Linked DNA regions of Homo sapiens: region 2 is linked to region 1. The links are chromatin loops, found by intact Hi-C in ENCODE. Cell type or tissue: IMR-90. All regions are shown on one strand. Each heading gives the region's core, and the rest is flanking DNA. Links, peaks and the distances in the headings are about the cores only.

Evidence for each region. A loop is a pair of places that touch in the nucleus more often than their neighbours do. Peaks named below come from ENCODE experiments on the same cell type or tissue, not always from the same donor. Only the 100,000 strongest peaks of a DNase experiment are listed, where the experiment ranks them.
Region 2: a loop joins it to region 1, with 4 times the contacts of the local background. A loop is called at or near these places in 1 of 110 quality-filtered maps.

The regions. Positions count from the first base shown.
Region 1 is chr15:37,722,308-37,726,706 of GRCh38, forward strand. No RefSeq gene overlaps it. Among named protein-coding and RNA genes, the nearest start is that of TMCO5A, 210 kb to the right of the region's middle. In IMR-90, for the core only: no CTCF peak of the experiment used is centred there; no DNase peak of the experiment used is centred there.
Region 2 is chr15:37,787,850-37,792,248 of GRCh38, forward strand. No RefSeq gene overlaps it. Among named protein-coding and RNA genes, the nearest start is that of TMCO5A, 140 kb to the right of the region's middle. In IMR-90, for the core only: no CTCF peak of the experiment used is centred there; a DNase peak (open chromatin) is centred at 2,222.

The DNA.
Region 1 (4,399 bases), core at 303-4,302:
TATGTAGAGTCCAGCCTAATTCGAAAGCAATAGATAGATAAACTGAAGGAGAAATTTCGTAACTTCATATTTTTCTCACCGTCATTTTTATTCTAATCCTTTTAACTAAGAAATACATCCTCCCTGCTTTTTCATATCCCTTGACCCAATTGCAACATCCATTTAGTCTAAGTAGGAGACACTAAGCCAAAACATGGCAACCATTTTCAAGTAATTGAATTTTGTCTTCCAGAAGAAAGAACATATACCTCAGAGATATTGTGGGCTCAATTCCAGACAACCAAAATGAAGTAAATATGATAAGAAAGCAAGTCACACAAAATTTTTTGTTTCCCAGTGCATATAAAAGTTATGTTTACAGTATAGTCTATTAAGTGTGCAATAGCATTATGTCTAAAATCAACATACATACCTTAATTTAAAAATATTGTATTGCTAAAAATATGCTAACAATAATCTAAGCCTTCAGCAAGTCTTAGATTAACCTTTTTGCTGATGGTGGGTCTTGCCTTGATGTTAATGGCTGCTCACTGATCAAGGTAGTGGTCGCTGAAGGTCAGGGTGGTTGTGGCAATTTCTTAAAAGAAGACAATAAGACAACAATGAAGTTGGCCACATAGATTGACTTTTCCTTTCATGAACCATTTTTCTGTAGCATGCCATGCTGTTTAGTAGCATTTTACCCACAGTAGAACTTCTTTCAAAATGAGAGTTAATCCTCTGAAACCCTGCCACTGCTTTATCAACTAGGTTTACGGAATATTCTAAATCCTTTGTTGTCATTTCAACAATGTTCATAGCATCTTCACCAGGAGTAGATTCCATCTCAAGAAACCACTTTCTTGGCTCATCTATAAGAAGCAACTCTTCACCCATTCAAATTTTAACATGAGAGTGGAGGAATTCAATCACATTTTCAGGCTCCACTTCCAATTCTAGTTCTCTTGCTATTCCTACCACATCTGTAGTTACTTCCTCCACTGAAATCTTGAACTCCTCAAAGTCATTCATGAGAGTTGAAATCAACTTCTTTCAAATTCCAGTTTGGTGATGTTATTTTGACCTCTTCCCCCGAATCATAATTTTTTTTTTTTTTCTGAGATGGAGTCTTGCTCTGCTGCCCAGGCTGGAGTACAGTGGCATGATCTTGGCTCACTGCAACCTCTGCCTCCCAGGTTCAAGCAATTCTCCTGCCTCAGCCTCCCAGGTAGTTGGGATTACAGGCACACAGCACCACGCCCAGCTAATTTTTGTATTTTTAATAGAGATGGGGTTTCACCATTTTGGCCAGGCTGGTCTCGAACTCCTGACCTCGTGATCCACCTGCCTCGGCCTCCCAAAGTGCTGGGATTACAGGCATGAGCCACCACGCCTGGCCTGAATGTTTTTAATAGCATCTAGAATGGTGAATTTTTTCAAGACTGTTCTCAGTTTAGTTTGCCCAGATCCATCAGATAAGAGGAATCACTATCATAGCTACAAGTGTTACAAAATATATTTCTTAAATAAGACATGAAAGTCAAAATTACTCCCTGATTCATAGGCTGCAGAATGGATTTTTTGTTAGCAGACATGAAAATAACATTCATCTCTTAATACCTCTCCATCAGAGCTCTTGAGTGACTAGGTGCATTGTCAATGAGCTGAGCAGTAATATTTGGAAGACAATCTTTTAAAAATATTCAGTAAACCATGCTGTAAACAAATTTACTCTCATCCAGGCTTTGTTGTTTCATTTGTAGAAAACAGGCAGAGTAGATTTAATGCAATTCTTAAGGGCCTTAGGATCTTCAGAATAATAAATGAGTATTGGCTTCAACTTAAATTCACCAGCTACATTCCCCTCTAATGTGAGAGTCAGCCTGTCCTTTGAAGCTTTAAAGCCAGGCATTGACTTCTTCTTTCTAGCTATGAAAGCCCTGTATGACATCTTATTCCAATATAAAGCTATTTCATCTACATTGAAAAAATCTGTTGTTTATTGTAGGCACTTCATCAATGATCTCAGCTAGATCTTCTGGATAATTTGCTACAGCTTCTTCAACAGCACTTGCTGCTCCACCTTGCCCTTTTATGTTATGGAGACGGCCACTTTCTTTAAACCTCACGAACAAACCTCTGCTAGCTTCCAACTTTTCTTCTGCAGCTTCCTCACCTCTCTCAGCCTTCACAGAATTGAAGAGTTAGGGACTTGCCCTGTATTAGGCTTTGGCTTAAGGGAATGCCGTGGCTAGTTTAATCTATTCAGACCACTAAAGCTTTCTTCATATCAGCAATAAGATGGTTTTGCTTCCTTATCATTCATGTGTTCACTGGAATAGAATTTTAATTTCCTTCAAGAACTTTTCCTTTGCATTCATAACTTGGCTAACTGGTACAGGAGGCCCAGCTTTGGGCCTGTCTCAGCTTTCATTATGCCTTCCTTACTAAGCCTCCTCATTTCAGGCTTTTGGTTTAAAACGAGAGACTTGCTACTTTCTTTCACTTAAACATTTGGAAGCCACTTGTAGGGTTATTGATTCCCCTAACTTCAATATTGTTGTGTCTCAGCTAGTAGGGAGGCCTGAAGAGAGGGGTAGAGATGGGAGAACAGCCAGTCAGTAGAGCAGGGAGAACACATAGAACATTGATCAATTAAGTTTGCCATCTAATATGGACACGGTTCACAACACCCCAAAACAATTAAAATAGTAACATCCAAGATCACTGATCACAGGTCACCGTACAAATACAATAACAATGAAAAAGTTGGAAATATGGCAGAATAACCAAAACGTCACACAGAGGCACAAAGTGAGCACATGCTGTTAAAAAACGCCACCAATAGACTTGCTCGTTGCAGGGTTGCCACAAACCTTTAATTTGTAAAGAATGCAATATCTGCAAAGCACAATACAACAAAGTGCAGTACAATGAGGTATGCCTGTATGTATCCTTTGTTGTTTCATAGAGCAGAACATGGACCAAAGAATGGAATTTTTAGGGGGTCAGATTTGTATTCAACAGAGAGTTTAGAATAAACATTTCGTAGGCTGAATCACATAAATTCCACATCAAAGAGAAGCTGCGTGTGATAAAGCAATAACAATAACAATAGGTATGGTATTATTTGCTGAGTACCTGTAATGTACTAGACACTGTGCTAGGCATTTTCATAAGTATCTCATTAACACCCAAAACAATTCTGCGAAATCACTATCATTATTCACATTTTTATAAATAAACTGAGGTATGAAGAGAAAGGTCACTTGGCTAAGCTCACATATTTAGTAAAAGGCAGAGGTAAGTATTGAAGCCAAGTGTTTCTGACTCCAGATTCCCACCACCACTGACACCCCTCTTTTCTCAACCCCACACTCCTTCTCAGTGGTAGAAGAAGTCTAAAGAAACAATCTCTAAGACTCTCTTAACAACTCTAAGAGTGTAATCTTCAACCCATTTCTTCAGGATATATAGGGGAATTTAACTATGAATGTCCCACAGAAAGACAGCCTAGTGAGCTTGAAATCTTAAGCCTGACAGGTGAATAAATGCCATGCTCTCTTCAGCAAACATAAAGCCATTAGAATCTAGTATCATAAAACAAATTCCTGTATAACTTTTTAAGAACACTGACAAAATAAGACATTATTTCCCATATTTTAATCACCGCCATCTCCTTTGTGTTTCGGTACCCTTCCTTTTATTGTTTCTCAAGAAAAGTAAATTTCACTTTAGATTGCTTTGTGTTAAGAAGACTACAACTTAGAGAATGGATTAAAACTGAATTTGCAATCTATTTTCAGCCTATTAAGGGTAACTATTTAATTCTATCTGGAATTCATCACAGAAGAAAGATGCTTCCCTGGATTATAAAAAGCAAGGTAGCATTTCCCTGGGATTTGTCATACTTCAAGGTAGGTTAGGACTACCCTACCCAAATAAATTGAGACTAAGAATAATGCTAGTGGAATTCTGTCTTAGAAAATCCAATTATATGAATCTATCCTTGGTGTAATAGACAGGTTGGCATTCAAATGCTTTATTAACATTTCAGTCAGATTTTATATTGATACAGCTACCAAGGCCCTCTATAGTTGGTATCTTCAGCAATATTATCTCTTTAGTCTACATTCCAAAAAGGTGGTTTAACCAATGAAAACAAAGATAATTTCTCATCTGTATGCTATGCTTTACAGCCCTAGACTCCTTTCTATTCCCTGTGCCACTCTCCCAGATTAAGCTTCTTCACCTTTCATCTAAACCATGATAAACACCTTCTAACTCTTTATATTAGTTAGACCTGCCTTTCCAAGTAACAGCTCTGAGTAAGTCACATTTTCCTCCTTTAAAAAAAAAAGTACCAGTGAATTTCTATTAACTACAAAATATCATTTTTAGCTTTCAGGCAAAAAATAGG
Region 2 (4,399 bases), core at 315-4,314, 66 kb after region 1:
TGGACCACGAAATGGACCATGGTGAGAGTATTTACACCAAAGAAGTCAGAAAACATTCTATGTCAGAGGTTTCTTTTTCCTCTCCAGAAAAATGGTTATTAGATATTCACCAGCACATCACTGTCAGCAGTTCAGAAGTAGGAAAAGAATGAAGAAAAAGTATTATGAAGTCAAAAGGCCAAAAATAAAACAGAATGAGAAGGCTAGGTAGTCAGACATGTCCATTGGGAGGCCAAGGCAGGAGGATCACTTGAACCCAGGAGTTCGAGACCATCCTGGGCAATATAGTGAAACCCCATCACTACCAAAACAATTGTCAAAAACTGTGTATGTGTGTCTGGATTGAACAATTAGGCCAAAGTGGCTGGGTAGAAGCAGATAACTGTGGGTGGGACAGTGAGAAGCTAGGAAGAAAAACAGTCAGTGAGGGAAGGAAGTGCAGTGCAGCCACAGGCCTGGGGAGAGAGCTGAATCATGGAAGTGGTGGGGATAGAAGTGGATAAAGAAGCCACAGCTTATGGAGAAAGTGGGACACAGGTTGAGAGAAGCCTGGATAAATCCTAGAGCCCTACAAAACAGTAGGCCAAAGAAGACACACAGCACCTGTTGGGGGGAGGCACTGTTACAGTGGTGTGCAGAGAGGGTGAGCAAGTTTCTGTGACAGGTGAGTACAGGAAGGCAGGAGGGCCACTTAGAGGGTGCAGGCTGAACTGAGCAGGCAGAAGTTAGAAAACATTGTAAGGGGGAACTAAAGTGACCCAGAGAATGGGAAATAGGAAAGCAGGAAGAGAAAGCACTCAAATTTGACACTTCTCACTGGATATGAATCGGTTAAAAGGAATTTATTATACGATATTCTAAGACATCTATTTCTATCTACCTTTTTTAAAAAACTAGAATTTCATTAAAAGCAATGATGCTTAATCCTCTGAACACGGTAACCCAACCAGTATTTCCATGTGGTTAAATTCTTCTATTATGTTTTATTGAAGAGAAAAAATTTACTCTGATCGGGTTATTTTTACACACAAAGTTTAAATATTTGATTAGAAACTACACTGAAAACTGAACATCTCACTGTGTGTTTAATACTCACAAATTCACTCGACCTGAGAGATGGCTGAAAGCCCGGGCGTAATATTGGGCTGATACCTTTGTAACTGGGACAAAATCACCCCGGATAAATACATCTGCCACTTACAGTTGAAGACAAGTCTTCATTTAATTGAGTTTACAGTTTTGTTTTCTCTTTTTATTACTTCTCTTAACCTAATGCTCACTTTCTATGCCCCTAGAAGAGGGACAGGGAAAGGCCAGGTGAAAAATAAACTTCCACCAGCAATATTTGCAGAGCTGTTTCTGGTAAACAGTCAAACTCACCAGGCTCTTATATCATCATTTATTTGCACTTGTCTTTTAACATGGCTTTTTGCGCTGTCATGGGCAGTTCTTAATTTCCATCAATAACCTTTCATTTCAAGCATGGCTAGTTTGCATTATGAATGTGAGAAGTGAGAACCATCCTTTAGGAAGCTGGAAATTGAGGACTATACCATAGGAGGATACTTTAGAGTTTGGGCTAAACTCAACTATCATAGGCCAGGTAGGGCCCAATCTGTAAATTGGGTTGGTTTGGGTCACCTCACTGGCATAAGAGCCCTGAAGTTTAATGGAACCGTCACTAGGAAAAGTTACAATGATGGTACCTTGTCCACCGGGGGCAGCTTTTGTTCTCGGTCACATTGTATGTATGTGATTCATGCTGTTAATAACCCATCCAGAGTTAACTAGACTCGCTGAGAAATTAAAGATTAAAACTGATTAAAACTTATTAAAACTGTAGCAACTACCTTGCTGCCTTATGAGGAAATTACATTCACTCTAGAAAAAACCCTGCCTGGCTTCCAAACTGCTATAAGTCCGAATAAGATCTGAAAAGCACAAGGGAGTTATAAAGAAAATATTAGTTCTGATTTTTTTTGCAAGAGGCTAGAAGAAACTTAGATTTGGCAGAGAGCAGAGGGGAATGGCACAGAAATTGTGTTCAAATATATCTAGACAAAATAATACACAAATTGATCTGATGGCTTTGTAACTTCAATAATGGGTATCACCTAGACTGAACACTTCTTAGAACATAGTAGACATTCAATATATACTTTCTAAATAACTATCTGCCTGACTAACTCACTGACTGAGTCAGACTTTAGAAATGTTGCCCTTCAGAACTCTGGGTAAAAACCAAGTTCAAAAATTATGACTCAACCTGGAGAACATATCAATTACTGCCAATTAATCAAGAAGTGGCAAGAGTGCAAAGTGTCACCTGATTAAAAATGAGTCAATACTAACTGTCAATAACAGAAAAAGACATGTAATAAAGCAAATGGGTTTGGGGGAGTTACTGGTACTTCTTCAGTTCATGGTAAGCATGATACATTTATTCTTCTCCTTTAAAAGACCAATTACATAAGACTGCATTACTTTCCATTCTCTGTGGTCCCAAATTAATCATTTTGCATGAGTAGCTTCTCAAAATCATATGCTAGTTTTCAGAAGAGAAACAAAAATTGACTAGAAACAGATTCTCTCTTTCATTTGTTACTCAAATTAGTTTGGTTCAATGCTGTTTAGCATATGCAGTAGGTTTAACCAGCGGAATCACGACTCTGCCAGGACCACCTCAATGACATTTCATGGTAGCTAACTAGAAGCTCTCTAGGACATGCCTAACACCAAGATACAGGGGGAAGAGGCTGGATGTGCCCAGAGATTCCAAAAACAATCTTGTTACAATCTTAGGTAAGCATCTCTTAGCATCTAATCTAACAGCTTAACTAAGAAATTATTAACATTCAGTTCACAGATATTTTCAGCACCTTCTATTTGGTGGAGTCAGTCCCTTTCAAACCACTGATTTTACACAGTCACAGAAATTTGTTATTGCGATTGTCTTCTCGGGACTGGGACAAATTATGCAAGAACATGACCTACAGGGTAACGGACAACATTTACTTGAATTCGTCTGGAAGTGTGTAAAGTCAGAAGGCATCACAGATAACCCAGTGAACTGAGGCACGTTGAAAGAACAATGGAGGGTGGCAGGAAGACCTGAATGATCACCTATGAAGAACCAAGATCGTAGTCATGAACAGCCGGAAAAAAATCCAAAGCAGAAAACAAGCAATGCTTTCGGAAGCTGGGGAAATGGAAATGGTGTGGCAGTGTGAAGGGAGGAATAATAGGGCGAAGGATCAGATCGAAGGCCAAAAATTCAGAACTCCAACAGGAACTGAAATCCCCTTTTACGTATGGGCTGGTGCAAGGAGAATATAGGACAACACAAAAGACTTAGATCATTAGAACCTTGCCCATCAAAATCCCTTGCCATTTCGCCAAATAGATGACTGTGGCAGATTTCCGGGGCATGTTTGCTTTGGGACCCTGGGACCCTGGGACCCTTAGATCTTAATTTTCTATATTTATTACTAGTCCTTCTCAGAGTTTAAAATGAGTAGCATCTCTTAAGAACCGAGGCCTACCACCTTTTTAAAAATCTACTACAATATTTTAATAGATCTAAGCAGAGAGGGATAAGTAATGTAACTTTGGTTAATACACTGGAAAGAGAAATCTGCACATCATTTTTGTTTTATTCTTCAGTTTTTCACTATCTTCTACTATATTTTAATATTTTGACTCGCATGTTATTTTACATCCGGAATGGGAGATCCTGTCAAGATGTGTCAGTAAGACCCAGTTAATTCATTCAATTGCTATTATTAAGACAACATTGTTCTATACTAAGCAACAATTTGAAAACTATAAGAAAATATGAATTTTGTAGAAAAATGTAATTTATAGATTTTTAAATATGATACTTTATCATAAGCCACCAAATTCAAAGAGCTTATTATGCAAAACATATTTCGAGAGTTTATCAAAGTTCTCAGATCTAGGACAATTGATCATCCCTTATTTTGGCTTATCACATTTACTCCTTTTTCCTGATAGATAAGGTAAAGGAAATAACCAAGAACCACAAGAGTACTGTAGCTGCCATGTCATCACGGAAAGAATCACACTCAGGAAGTTCAATTGATGTGACTATTTCAGTGGGCTTGGAGTTAGGATAGGAAGGAGAAGAACCAACAGACTTCTGCCCACTAAGGAATCAAGAGAAGAGGCAGAGAGACAATAGATCCACGCAACCCAGAGTCCCTTCCTAGCACTTGAGTTGAACCAAAGAGAAGCAGGAAGTAAGGGCAACAGTCAATCCCTTCATCTCCCCCTTTCTCAAAGTCCCTTTTCCTCAAACCTTTTTCTTTCCTCAAAGCTGAACCACACTTTCATGCACCACTAGTTTTATCTCCTTGTATCTTCATTGTTTCATTCACCG